2 separate regions of the Homo sapiens genome follow, and region 1 is linked to region 2. Evidence: read pairs that join two places in POLR2A ChIA-PET (ENCODE). Cell type or tissue: HepG2. All regions are shown on one strand. Each heading gives the region's core, and the rest is flanking DNA. Links, peaks and the distances in the headings are about the cores only. Region 1 overlaps SP2-AS1 (SP2 antisense RNA 1). Region 2 has its middle 34 kb from the start of OSBPL7.

Evidence for each region. Peaks named below come from ENCODE experiments on the same cell type or tissue, not always from the same donor. Only the 100,000 strongest peaks of a DNase experiment are listed, where the experiment ranks them.
Region 1: POLR2A ChIA-PET joins it to region 2 with 6 read pairs; 2 of 35 experiments call an interaction of 5 or more read pairs at or near these places.

The regions. Positions count from the first base shown.
Region 1 is chr17:47,929,694-47,933,122 of GRCh38, forward strand. All of the region lies in intron 1 of SP2-AS1 (SP2 antisense RNA 1), which reads right to left. It also overlaps a transcript of SP2 not described here. Among named protein-coding and RNA genes, the nearest start is that of SP2-AS1, 10 kb to the right of the region's middle. In HepG2, for the core only: no CTCF peak of the experiment used is centred there; a DNase peak (open chromatin) is centred at 2,338.
Region 2 is chr17:47,783,062-47,792,890 of GRCh38, forward strand. No RefSeq gene overlaps it. Among named protein-coding and RNA genes, the nearest start is that of OSBPL7, 34 kb to the right of the region's middle. RefSeq lists enhancers at 6,149-6,951, 6,952-7,752. In HepG2, for the core only: no CTCF peak of the experiment used is centred there; no DNase peak of the experiment used is centred there; H3K27me3 peaks cover 728 bases.

The DNA of each region.
Region 1 (3,429 bases), core at 930-3,429, 140 kb after region 2:
GCAGATTAAGATTGGAGCTAGCTCAGTACATGTGTTTAAGCCCCACAGGGCCCTGAAGAGCATCCGGCCTGAAGAGACAGGCAAGTCCGCCTCAAGCATGTAAAGGACAGCATGTGCTTTCACTCACCCTCGAAAGGACACAGCTGGGATTGCTGTTCTGTTCAGGAGTGGCGAGGCTCGTTTTGAGCTATCCATTCCCCTGCTCTGTTCCCTTTGTCACCAGCCACCTGTGTCTGCCAGCAAACAGCTTTTCCTTAGAGCCAGTCAACCCTCAAATGGCTGAAAAAGTAAAAAGCCCACAGATCTCAGATGGATCCAGGTTCTCTGCCCTTTCCCTCTTCTTTGTTAACAAGCAGGGGCCTTTCCTATCCCTACGGAAGTCGTTTGGGCAATACTAGACCACCAGCTGAATCTACCTTGACACAGAAGCCTCTTCCTCAGCCCCTCAGCTCTGCATCTCATCACCGCACTGGCAGCAGGTGGAAGACATGAGGTGTATTTATTCCTCATGCGTGGACTGCATGACTAGAAAACTGCCTTGCTGCATTCTGAATAAGGGGATTGGTGGAGAGAAGGGGAATATTAACAAAGTGACCTCTTTTTGCCACGTTTCCCTTGGCTTTGCTCTCAGGCACAAAGAATGATCCTTTCCTGGGAGCTGATTTCAAGCCATGTGCTTTATGCTTCCAGTACAGAAACTGACCTGACTCCCCAGCATCATTTGGAAATGAAGGTGCCAGCCCCAAGTTGGGCAGGATGAGCATTTCCCATGTAGGATTTCCCTTCTCCAGTGAGATGGGGGTTCAAAAGTTATGTCTGATCATCTCTGCCTCCCTTGGGATGGCTAAGAGCGAGAGAATGTATTCTGCCTAGCTGAGTGATGGCACAAGGAAAGCACAGAAAGACTTGTGGGCAAATTAACCCTCCTCTGGCTTTAACCTATCCATTATTTGAGAGTTGCAGGGGAACTGTTGAAGGTGTGATGCAGTCTAAGCTCACCCTAGGCAAGAGGCTCCCACAGACACCTGATCCTGATGGGCCCTTGATGAAAATCTGGGTGCAGCTCAAGGGTAGGGGCCCCACATGTGTAGTTCCTCCTCTGTCCTCTACTGTCCCCAGCGTCATGTGCACCAAAGCCCATCCCTCATGCCCTTCCTCTCTGTCCAGCTGACACTTGGCATTGTGCTCATTATCCCACAGCCTAGGATTCCATGCCTGGAAGAAAGAGGGACTGGGCAGGATTTCCCTCCCAAAGGCAAATCCAGGCATTATATGTACTTTTTTTTTTTTCTTTAACAAAACCAGCAAATGGGTCTTCCTTGCCCTTCCTTCAGACCACCCAGTCCATTTTTACAATCATCTTTCTGGCCGGGCACAGTGGCTCATGCCTGTAATCCCAGCACTTTGGGAGGCCGAGGCGGGTGAATCACTTGAGGTCAGGAGTTCAAAACCAGCCTGGCCAACATAGTGAAACCCTGTCTCTACTAAAAAATATAATAATTAGCCGGGCGTGGTGGCGCATGCCTGTAGTCCCAGCTACTTGGGAGGTTGAGGCAGGCAGGAGAATTGGTTGAACCCAGTAGGCAGAGGTTGCAGTGAGCCGAGATCGTGCCACTGCACTCCAGCCTGGGTGACAGAGCAAGACTCTGTCTCAAAAAAAAGAAAAAAAATCATCTTTCCAGTGCCCTTGTGAGGCCCCAGGCTTGTTTGATGACAGTGCTGATGTTACAGCCTGCCACACGACATATTTTGAGGAAGACAGGATGGAGCAAGATAAGGGTTCAGATCTATCCCCAAGCCCAGGGTAGGTGTGTAGGAGCCCTGAGCGGATGGATGAAAGCTGTCCTGGTCTGAGTGCAGAGAATGGGGTGTTCGGGTTCTCCATTTGAGTCTTCCACTGCCCAAACCTGAGGCCCCTTTAAGGTTGCCCCTTAAAGTTGCCACACCCAGAAATTGGGCCAAAGAAGTTAAGCTGTTGATTATTTCAATTCTGAATAAAAATGAAGGCATCTTCTCTGCCTTCTAAGGCCTGGTCTGATCTTGGCTCCTTCATCACTAGAACCTTCCTGAGCAGTGGTCTGGGACCCCTCGCCTTCCTCCCTCCACCTGTGTTTCAGAGCCCTCCTAGTCAGCATGGGCTTCACCTCAAACCCCACTACTATTCTCTCTTCTTCCTGGGGTTCACCTCAAGCCCCACTGCTATTCAACCCCCCTCTTTCTCTTCAGCTTCAAAATAGACTCCCGCATGTACCTTGATTAAACACAGGCCCACTGCAACCCCAGTGCCCCAGGGACGAGGAGGGAAACTGTTTTTAACCATAAGGAAAACAAAGCAAGTACTGTGGTCAATGTCAGTGACCCTCTGCTTAGGGCAAATATTGGAGTGTGTGACTGCAAAACTGGGACATCCACCCCCGACTACAGGGGGTGCCCCTATTCTGCTTCGGCCAGTTGATGGTATGTGAGAATGCAAACTCTTGTGATTTTTGTAAGAGAACCCAGAAATGTGGAGTTTGGGGTGGAATCTGATCTTTCCATGTTTGCTCAATTGTTTAAAAATACAGCAGGACCAGTTTCAGTGCTTGAGCTACCAGTTTTTGACTTCTGCATCATCCATCCCCTCTTCCCTGGCCAGTGACATCCTCTCTACCCCCTGACAGTCTCCAACCTCTCAGTCTTCCCTTCCCCAAGTTACAGGATCACAATGGCCAAAACATTTTTTGTTTGTTTTAAGACAGGGTCTTGCTCTGTCACCCAGGCTGGAGTGCAATGGTGCGATCTCAGCTCACTGCAACCTCTGCCTCCCGGGTATGCAATTCTTTTGTTCCTAGCCTCCCAAGTAGCCGGGATTACAGGCATCCACCACCACGCCCAGCTAATTTTTTTTTTTTTTTTTTTTAATAGAGACGAGGTTTCACCATGTTGGCCAAGCTGGTTTCAAACTCCTAACCTCAAGTGATCCGCCAGCCTCGGCCTCCCAAAGTGCTAGGATTATAGGTGTGAGCCACCATGCCCAGCCTCATTTTTTGTATTTTTAGTAGAGACAAGGTTTCACTATGTTGGCCAGGCTGCTTTCGAACTCCTGACCTCAGGTGACGCGCCTGCCTCGGCCTCCCAAAGTGCTGGGATTACAGGCGTGAGCCACTGCACCCAGCTCCCCAAACAGTTTAACCTGCTGCCCAAGAGATTATCAAAGTGGAAGGACTCAACTGTCCAAAGCAAGTGGGACAGCCCCTAGGGGTTAGACCACTGGCCTCAGTGTCCAAAGGCTCAAGCACCTGTTGCTTCTGCTTCTTCCCCTGCCTGTAAGGGGTGAACAGGGTTCTCAGTTCCTCTCGTGCACCAGGCCCCTGACACACTGACCTTTCCTAGAGGACCTTAGACCAGCACTGACCCCTCCAGTGAGCAGGCAAACGGCTTTTCATGGTG
Region 2 (9,829 bases), core at 4,428-6,927:
TCTATACCGTACTGCCATATAAGTGTACATGAAAAGATTCTTTCTTTTTTTTTGAAATGGAGTCTCACTTTGTCGCCCAGGCTGGAGTACAGTGGTGCGATCTCATCTCACTGCAACCTCCACCTCCCGGGTTCAAGCAATTCTTCTGCCTCAGCACCCCTAGTAGCTGGGACCACAGGTGCGCACTTCCACACCCGGTTAATTTTTGTACTTTTAGTAGAGACAGGGTTTCGCCATGCTGGCGAGACTCCACCTTGGCCTCCCAAAGTGCTGAGATTACAGGCTTGAGCCATCATGCCTGGCTTTTTTTTTCTTTTTCTTTCTTTCTTTTTTTTCTTTTTTTGAGAGTCTTACAATGATACCCAGGCCAGTCTTAAACTCCAGGCCAGTCAAGTGATCCTCCTGCCCAGCCTCCCGAGTACTTGGGATTACAGCCATGTACTATGGTACCTGGCTTTGAAACCTTTATTCTTCCTCAACCCCTCTCTCCCACCGCCTCTCCAGCAAACCAACAGACCATCATCCCTGCTACCGTTTTAAGCCTCTTTATCAATCCCCTGTCTCTGGAAGGATGGTCTTTCTCCTGCCCCAGCTTTCCAGGGGCAGATCATTTTCAGCTCATACCATTCCCCAGTCTCAGGTCTGCAAATACAGAACAGACACTGAAGACAAGATTTTCTGATACCTGCCTTCTGTGAACATCACTTCATTCCCTGTGGCTTTTCCCAGCCCCTCCTTCAATGGAAAAACCATCATGTTGTCTTGTAAGAAAATGTCATGGAATGGTAAGCTGACCTGAACTTGGCCATGAGTACCCTTCCTGACCCATGAGGTAGGGTCCTTACAGGCCACACCCTTGCCATCCCCAAGTGTGCAGACCCCATAAAAACAGGTGAATTTCTTCCATGTCCTCTTCACATCCCATTCAGTATGCCCCAAATCACATCTCTCCTTGTCTCAAGTAGCAACTCCCATCCTACTGCACTTGGCTCCCATTTTCCCAACACATCCTTCTTCCATCTCATACAAACACCCCTTTCCACAGAGGCAGGTAGAACCTCCATTCTAAGATGTAAAAAATTTTTCCTTCCCCAGCTTGTACACACAATGGCCTTCTGCTGTCCCTGTAACTTATCTGACATGTACTTCTCTTTGAACACACTTCTTTCCTCACGGTCCTCTCTGGATGAGGTTCGCATCTTCCCCAGCCCCTCATACCACAGGGACAGTGGGGGAGGTTTGGGATTATTCTGGCTCTTATTTTCACTTCTAACAACTCCTCAGGAAACTGTGGCCCAGTGTCAGTCCCTATTCTTTCTTTTTTTCTTTCTTTTCTTTTTCTTTTTCTTTTTTTTTTAGAAATGGGATCTTGGCCGGGCGCAGCGGCTCACGCCTGTTATCCCAGCACTTTGGGAGGCCAAGACGGATAGATCACTTGAGGTCAGGAGTTTGAGACCACCCTGGCCAACATGGTGAAACCCCATCTCTGTCAAAAATATTTAAAAAAATAGCGGGGTGTGGTGGCGCATGCCTGTAATCCCAGCTACTTGGGAGGCTGAGACAGGAGAATCGCTTGAACCCAGGAGGCGGAAATTGCAGTGAGCCAAGATCATGCCACTGCATTCCAGTCTGGGCAATAGAGCGAGAGTCTATCTCAAAAAAAAAAAAAAAAAAAAGAGAGAGACACAGAGTCTTGCTAAAATGCCAAGGCTGGCCTCTAACTCCTGGGCTCAAGCAATTGGCCCTCTTCAGCCTCCTGGAGTAGCTGGGACTACAGATGTGTGCCACCATGCCCAGTGTCTATATTAATGAGATGTAAGGTCAGAGAAAGATCTGCGCATAGACAAGAGATATCTTTCCTTCTCTGTAGGTCCATCTTACACCACCAATTTGCATCTGTCACTGAAAACAGATGAGCTATGGCATTAGAAAGGGGTTCCAGAGTGCTCGTAAATCTTCAAAAGCCCATTTCATCAGCATCAGCCTTACCAGCAAGTAGCTGATAGTGAAGATAAACCAGAATTTCCTCTTTCTAATTCCTATATATTCTGACATTTTCTTGGTAAAGGTGTGTGTGAGTGTGTGTGTGTGTGTGTGTGTGTGTGTGTCTTGTATAAAGCAGGGAGGTTGATTTTGCCACACACCACAGTCTGATGTGAATTCGACCCATGAGGAGCTCCTCTCTGGTTGTGTATGATTTGTGGGTGTCACCCTCCATCATTTCAGTACTGAGACATATTTTGTTTTTATTTTTAGTTTTGATCACTTTAGGAATACAAGGGTTTAGACATCCCTGTATTATGCTAGCAGCTTTCCTAGAATTCCTACCTTTCGGCCAGTGGATCACTAATCAGAGCAGACTACAGATGTCCCTTAAACTGTGCTAGGTTTATAAAGACCCTTATAAGGCATAGCTCACACCCCATCAGGAAAGTCATGACTGGTAGAGGAACCATGTGACCTAATTGTCTGGAAGAGGGTAGAAGAAATGAGACAGAGGCTTCTCTCATCTTTGCTGTTGCAGAAGACCAGGCCCAGCACAGAGAAGTGGAGCATCAACACCCTGTCCCAGATGTCCAACACCGTTCTCTTCCCATATCCCATGGAGGTTCCATGGGACTGAGAATCTGTTTTGGAGAATAAACGCTGAGTCAAGACCTCTTTGAAGACAGTCAGCTCCAGGAGAGGCAATATAGTCCTGGCCATAATTGAAACTTTTACTGAAACTTTCTCTAGGAAGTCCCAGGTTCAAAGGCAAAGATTTTGGATGAGGTCCTAGCAAGTACAACAGTGAGGAATCCAAAGCACTGTAGACCCCAGGTCAGCGCTTTCCGCTGTCCATGGTGCTGGAGGCTGCAAGAGTTTTGGAGCAGAGGAGACTGATAGGGAGCTAATTATGACATATGGCCTAGTGGTCAATAATTTGAGAAGGTTCCCCATTAGGATCATGTGAAATCACTCCATGAGGAGGCCTCCCATCTTGACCTCAGCTAGACTGCTGCACTAACCTTTCGAATCTCCCACTGGGATGTAGGGTCCTGGGAATCATATTTTAGAGTAAGCTTGAAAAAACAAAAAACAAACAAACAAACAAAAAAGTGAGATTGATAGGCAGTGACCTAATTGTACATTGGGGAAAAAGTGAAAGTTACAACAAACTTCACAGAACAGGAATTATATACATTTTACTTTCTGACCATAATGCAATTATGTTAAAATTTAATATTTGAAAATGAAAACAGATCTAAATAATTCACAGGGCCATGCATGGTGGCTCACGCCTGTAATCCCAACACTTTGGGAGGCCAAGGTGGGAGGATGGCTTGAGGCCAGGAGTTCAAGAACAGCCTGGGCAACAAAGTGGGACCCTGTCTCTACAAAAAAATTTAAAAATTGGCTGGGTGTGGTGGCATAATGCTGTAGTCCCAGCTACTGGGGAGGCTGAGGTGGGAGGATCCCTTGAGCCTAGGAGTTTGAGATTGCAGTGAACTGTGATCATGTCATTGCACTCCAGTCTAGGTGACAGAGCGAGACACTAAATAATAATAATAATAATTCATAGGTCAAAGAAGAAAGCACAGTGAAAATTTTAAAGTACTTAGAACTTAATTAAATGATAAAATGGTATAAAAGTTATTCATCCTTTTAACAGATTAACAGAAAAAAAACATATGATCAACTCAATAGATGCAGAAAGAAATTAAGTTCAATGTTAATTTGTGATTTAAAAAACGAGCCTTAGAAGATTAAGAATAAAAGAGAACTTTCTTAACTTGAGAAAATATGTCTACAAAAATCCTATAATAAATGCCATCCTACATGGGGAAATGTAAGCATTCCCTTTAGAATCCAAGGTTGATGAAGTTGTGGAAGGAGCTAGTGAAGCTAATTTGACATTTTGGCAGGAACCAGAAACCTAATCTCTATTTTAAAGTATATAATCCTGAATTTATCAATTTTGGAATGGAACAGTATGTTAAAACACCCTCAGAAATTTGTGCTATCTTTATGAAATATGTTACAGAAAAATGAAGGTATTAGCAAAGGTATCTTGCTTTGTTTTTGTTAAAATGTTTCTTTTTTGTTTTTTGTTTTTGTTTTTGTTTTAAGATGGAGTTTCACTCTTGTTGCCCAGGCTGAAGTGCAATGGTGGGATTTCAGCTAACCGCAACCTTACCTCCCAAGTTCAGGCGATTCTCCTGCCTCAGCCTCCCGAGTAGCTGGGATTACAGGTGCTCATCACCATGCCCAGCTAATTTTTTGTATTTTTAGTAGAGATGGGGTTTCATCATGTTGGCCAGGCTGGTCTCGAACTCCTGACCTCAGGTGATCCACCCACCTTGGCTTCCCAAAGTGGTGGGATTACAGGTGTGCGCTATTACTCCTGGCTAATTTTTGTATTTTTAGTAGAGACTGGGTTTCGCCATGTTCGTCAGGCTGGTCTCAAACTTCTGGCCTCATGTGATCTGCCTGCCCCGGCTTCCCAAAGTGCTGGGATTACAGGTGTGAGCCACCGCACCCAGCCCCAAAATTAAGTGTATTTCTATAGACCAGCAATGAATTATCAGAAATTGAAAATTGTGGCTGGTCACAGTGGCTCACACCTGTAATCCTAGCACTTTGGTAGGCCGAGGCAGCCCGATTGCTTGAGTCCAGGGGTTTGAGACCAGCCTGGACAACATGGCGAAACCCTGTCTACAAAAAATACAAAAAACTAGCTGGGCATGGCACACACCTGTGGGAGGCTGAGGTGTGAGGATAACCTGAGTGAGGGAAGTCAAGGCTGCCATAAGGCTGCAGCGAGCCAAGAGCATACCACTGTACTTCAGCCTAAATGACAAGAGTGAGACCCTATGAAAGAAAGAAAGAAGAAAGAAAGGGATAGAGAGAGGGAGGGAGGGAGGAAGGAAGGAAGGAAGGAAGGAAGAAGGAAGGAAGGAAGGAAGGAAGGAAGGAAGGAAGGAAGGAAAGAAGGAAGGAAGGAAAGAAGGAAGGAAGGAAAGAAGGAAGGAAGGAAGTTGAAAAATTTTAAAACACCATCTTTGTGCAGTGGCTCATGCCTGTAATCCCAGCACTTTGGGAGGCCAAGGCAGGCAGATCACCTGAAGCCCGGAGTTCAAGACCAGCCTGGCCAACATGGTGAAACCCCATCTCTACTAAAAATACAAAAATTAGCCAGATGTGGTGGCAGGTGCCTGTAGTCCCAGCTACTCTGGAGGCTGAGGCAGGAGAATTGCTTGAACCTGGGAGATGGAGGTTGCGGTAAGCCAAGGTCGCGCCACTGCACTCCAGCCTGGGCAAAAGAGCAAGAGTCTGTCTCAAAATAAATAAATAAATACATAAATAATAAAACAAAAACACCATCCCATCTTCAATGGCATTAAAATATGAAATACTTGGGGAAATGGAACAAAAGATGTGCTTGATCTACACACCACTGAAACCTATAAAACTTCCTGAAAAAAATTAAAGACCTAAATAAACACAGAAATATGCCATGCATATGGATCAGAAGACTCAATATTGTTACCACACTAATTCTCTTCAAATTGAACTATAAATTCAACGTGATCCTAGCCAAAATCCCAGCAGGCATTTTTTTTGGTAGAAAAAATCACATGCCAATTCTAAAATTTATATAGAAATTCAAAGTACTCGAAACTAGCCAAAACAATTTTGAAAAAGAAACATGAAGTTGGAGGAATTACACTACTTGATTAGACATTATACATAAAATTGCAACAATCAAGACTGTGTGATAGTGTCATAATATAAACAAATAAATCAGTGGAACAGATTGGAGAATCCAGACATAGATCAACTCCCCACAGGCATAAAGGCAATTCTGAGGGGGGAAAGGATAGTTTTTTAATCAAAAATGCTAAAAAGTGTGGGTATCTGCGTGCAACAAACGAAAGAAAAGAAAAACCACATTCAAAAATTTCCTCAAATGGATCGTAGACATACATGTAAAACTACAAACCTGGAAGAAAATCTTTGTGGTCTTAGGCTAGCCAAAGATTTATTAGACACAACACCAAAATCTTGATTTGTAAAATTTAAAAATGAATAAATTGGGCTTCATCAAAATGGACAGAAGACTTGAACAATACTTCGCCAAAAAAGACATACTATTCAGATGGCAGTTAGCACATGAAAAGATGCTCAACAATATTTGTCTATTCTATCTTATTAAATCTCATTTTACTCATTATCTTCTGTATCCTAACTCCTTCTATAAACGGAGATGCTACTTACTGTCTTTGTACTACGACGGGTGAGTTTTCTTTTCTTTTTTTTTTTTTTTTTTTTTTTTGAGACGGAGTCTCGCTCTGTCGCCCAGGCTGGAGTGCAGTGGCGGGATCTCGGCTCACTGCAAGCTCCGCCTCCTGGGTTCACGCCATTCTCCTGCCTCAGCCTCCCGAGTAGCTGGGACTACAGGCACCCGCTACCATGCCCGGCTAATTTTTTTGTATTTTTAGTAGAGACGGGGTTTCACCATGTTAGCCAGGATGGTCTGGATCTCCTGACCTCGTGATCCGTCCGCCTTGGCCTCCCAAAGTGCTGGGATTTCAGGCGTGAGCCACCGCGCCCGGCCTTACTTGTACTTTCAACCACGTCCCCCACTCCAAAATTCTGCGCCTCCCTCAAGCCAGTTCCTCCTCTGCTTCCTCCTCGCAGCAGCCGGCGCGTCTTTGTTCCGTCCAGGCATCTTCAACGCGTCCCTCCCTCTGGACGCTGCCGAGGAAATACTGAAGTGGTAGAGGATGTGGGGAGGCCGTCCAAGAGTGGAGGTGTCCCGGGCCTGCTCTCTCCAGGAGGAGGAGTGCAGGCTGGGGTCCACCTCCCCGGTCCAGCAGTGCTGGGGAGGGGACCCCGCACGTGTGCCCGGAGCGCGGACACGGTGATGCGGCTGCCCCTCGCCCCGGCCCCAGGCTCGCTGCGCCCTCCCTCCCCGGTCGCCTCTGCGTTTCTCCCGCCAGCAGGAGACCGAGTCTGAGCGCAGCCGCCGACCCTGCGCCTTCCCTGTGCACTCAAAGACCGCCAGCTCTGGGGGAGCCCGGGGACCCACGCCGCTCTGGGCACAGGCGACCGAGGCCAAGGCGCTCCGGGTCTCTCCAGTTCCGGCGTCTTCTGGTCCTCGGGCTCCGCTCCGCGGCCACTGGGCCCGCTGCACGCGAGCGCGCCGAGCTCTGCTCCCGCTGCTCCTGCGAAGCTGGTGTCCACACCCGCCGGCCTGCAGGCACCTCGGGGCCCACGTGTCCTCCGGCCACATCCCACCCTGGGGCCACCTGTGTCCATCCCAGAGCGTGCGCGCAAGGTGAGGCCTGGGGGCAGGTGCCTATTTTTGCCCCCCTCAACCTGCATCTTTGCTATCCTGGGACTTACTGCTCTTCAGAACTTTCGGGCCCCTGGTAGAAGGAGATGTCTCTCCTGTGTCTGAGATGGGTGGGGCAGGAACTCCCCACAGCCCCGGGCTTCTTAAGTGGAGAAGGGGTGGGAAAGTCAGGAGTTGGACTTTCTGGATTGGTCCTGTAATTTTCTTGTCTTTTCTCTCCCATTTCCATTCCATTTGTTTCATTTGCTTTCTAAGAGATTTAATTTTATCTTCCAACTCCTACTGAAATTTTAATTTCTGCTATCCTGTTTTCAATTTCCAAGAGAATATTTTTATTCTCTGAAGATTCTTTTTTAAAAATAACATTCTATCTTGTTTCTTGAATGCCATATTTGACCTAATCTCTTTGATCTAATCTCAGCGTTAGTGAGATTTTCTTTTCCCTGGATGTCTCTGTTTCCTCCAAGTTGCTCTTTTCACTGTGTTTATTTTGGGTCCCATTTTTCACATTATAAGGTTTCTTTAGATGTTTCAGGTTTTCAGTCAATTTTAACTTCTCTGAAGAAATCTCTTCTGAAGTCTTCTAGCCTGCTCCCATTTGAAATGTCACAAGCCACACTTGGTGATCTGCTGTCATTCTGGGAATGCCTTGTCTGCCCCTGTTTGAGAACAAGGCACTAAACACTTACAAGGCTGGCTGAGTTCATGGCTGGGCTTACCCACAATGGAGTCACTGTAGTGATCTGACTGGAACTTTTAGGGGGAACCCTTCAGAGTTTTTTCCTCATGAGCTGGTCTGATTCTGTAAGAAGGACTCTTAAACCCCTCCCCTATGGGGTTTAATAATGTGGGCAGGGTCTGGGTGCTGAGTGGAAGAAGAGGTTTGGGAAGGGTGGTCTCGAATTTTAACTTGTAAAGATTCCCTGTCCCCCTGTTTCCTGAATGGTAGCCCCAACCCTCGGCTGCATCTGGCATCTCGCAGCCTAGAGACTGTTTATTTTAACCTCTCCACAATAAACCTTCATCTTTTGGGAATTGGAAGGGGAAGTTGCCCAGCTGTGTTGAGTGTGGAAGAGAATCTGAGAATGTACCTGTTTCTTAAATAGGCTTTTAAACAATCTTTTTTTTTTTCTTTTAACCCTACCTTCTTCTCCACTTCCAGAAGTACCTGGTACCTCATATACCAGGGTCTTTAGGGAGTTATGTGCAAAGCAGAGTTCTGACTGTGCCTTCTCCACTGCTCGTGTCAGAGTCAGTTATTTTAGGTTTGTTATCACCCACTGTTTGTTTCCAGCTTCCACAACAGCCTCCTATTTCAATCACTGTGTTTGCCGTTGTCTTTTTTTTTTTTTTTTTTTTTTTTTGACAGAGTCTCTCTCTGTCACCCAGGCTGGAGTGCAGTGGTGTGATCTCGGCTCACTGCAACCTCCGCCTCCTGGGTTCAAGCAGTTCTCCTGTCTCAGCCTCCCAAGTAGCTGGGACTACAGGTGACACCACCACGCCCGGCTAATTTTTGTATTTTTAGTAGAGATGGGGTTTCACCATGTTTGCCAGGCTGGTCTTGAACTCCTGACCTCAAGTGATCCACCTGCCTCAGCCTCCCAAAGTGCTGGGATTACAGGTGTGAGCCACCGCACCTGGCCTCCTTTTCCTTTTAAGGTCTACAAAGATCTTGTTAAAAGGACACTTTGAATGTGATAACCAGACAGAACCTTGGCTCTACCCAAAGAAATGAAGAGTGGTAAAAATGGCTGATATTCAAGATAAAATTTATATCTTTTACATTTTGTATTTATCTAAAGGATAATTTACTATAAAAATTAACTCCAAATGGATCATAGACTTAAATGTAAAACTATAGAACTTCTAGAAAAAAACGTATAACATATTTTTTACTTTCAGTTAGGCAAAAAATTTTTGAATACCACACCAAAGGCATGAGCCCTAAGAGAAACTATTGATAAAATTGGACTTCATCAAAATTAAAAATTTCTGCCCTTCAAATGACATTAAGAGAATAAAAAGACAAACCACAAGCTGGGAGGAAGTATTTGCAAAACATGTATCTGATAAAGAACTTGGACCCAGAATATATAAAGAATGCTTAAAACTCAGTAATAAGTAACAAACAATCCAATAATAAATGGACAAAAGATTTGAACAGGTGGTTCAGCAAAGATACATTAATGATAAGCACATGAAAAGATGCGAAGATCATTACTCTTTAGAGAAATGCATATGAAAACCACAATGAGATACTACTATACATCTATTAGAATGAGTAAAAACAAACACACAAACACTCTAAAGCCCTGACAATAACAAGTAATGATGAAGATGGGGAGCAATTGGAGCTCTCATATGTTCTTAGTGGGAATGCAAAATGGTACAGCCACTTTAGGAAACTGTTTGGCAGTCTCTAATAAAATTAAACATACACTTAACAACTTTTATAGAGTCAAATATACACCTAACATAAGACCCAGCAAT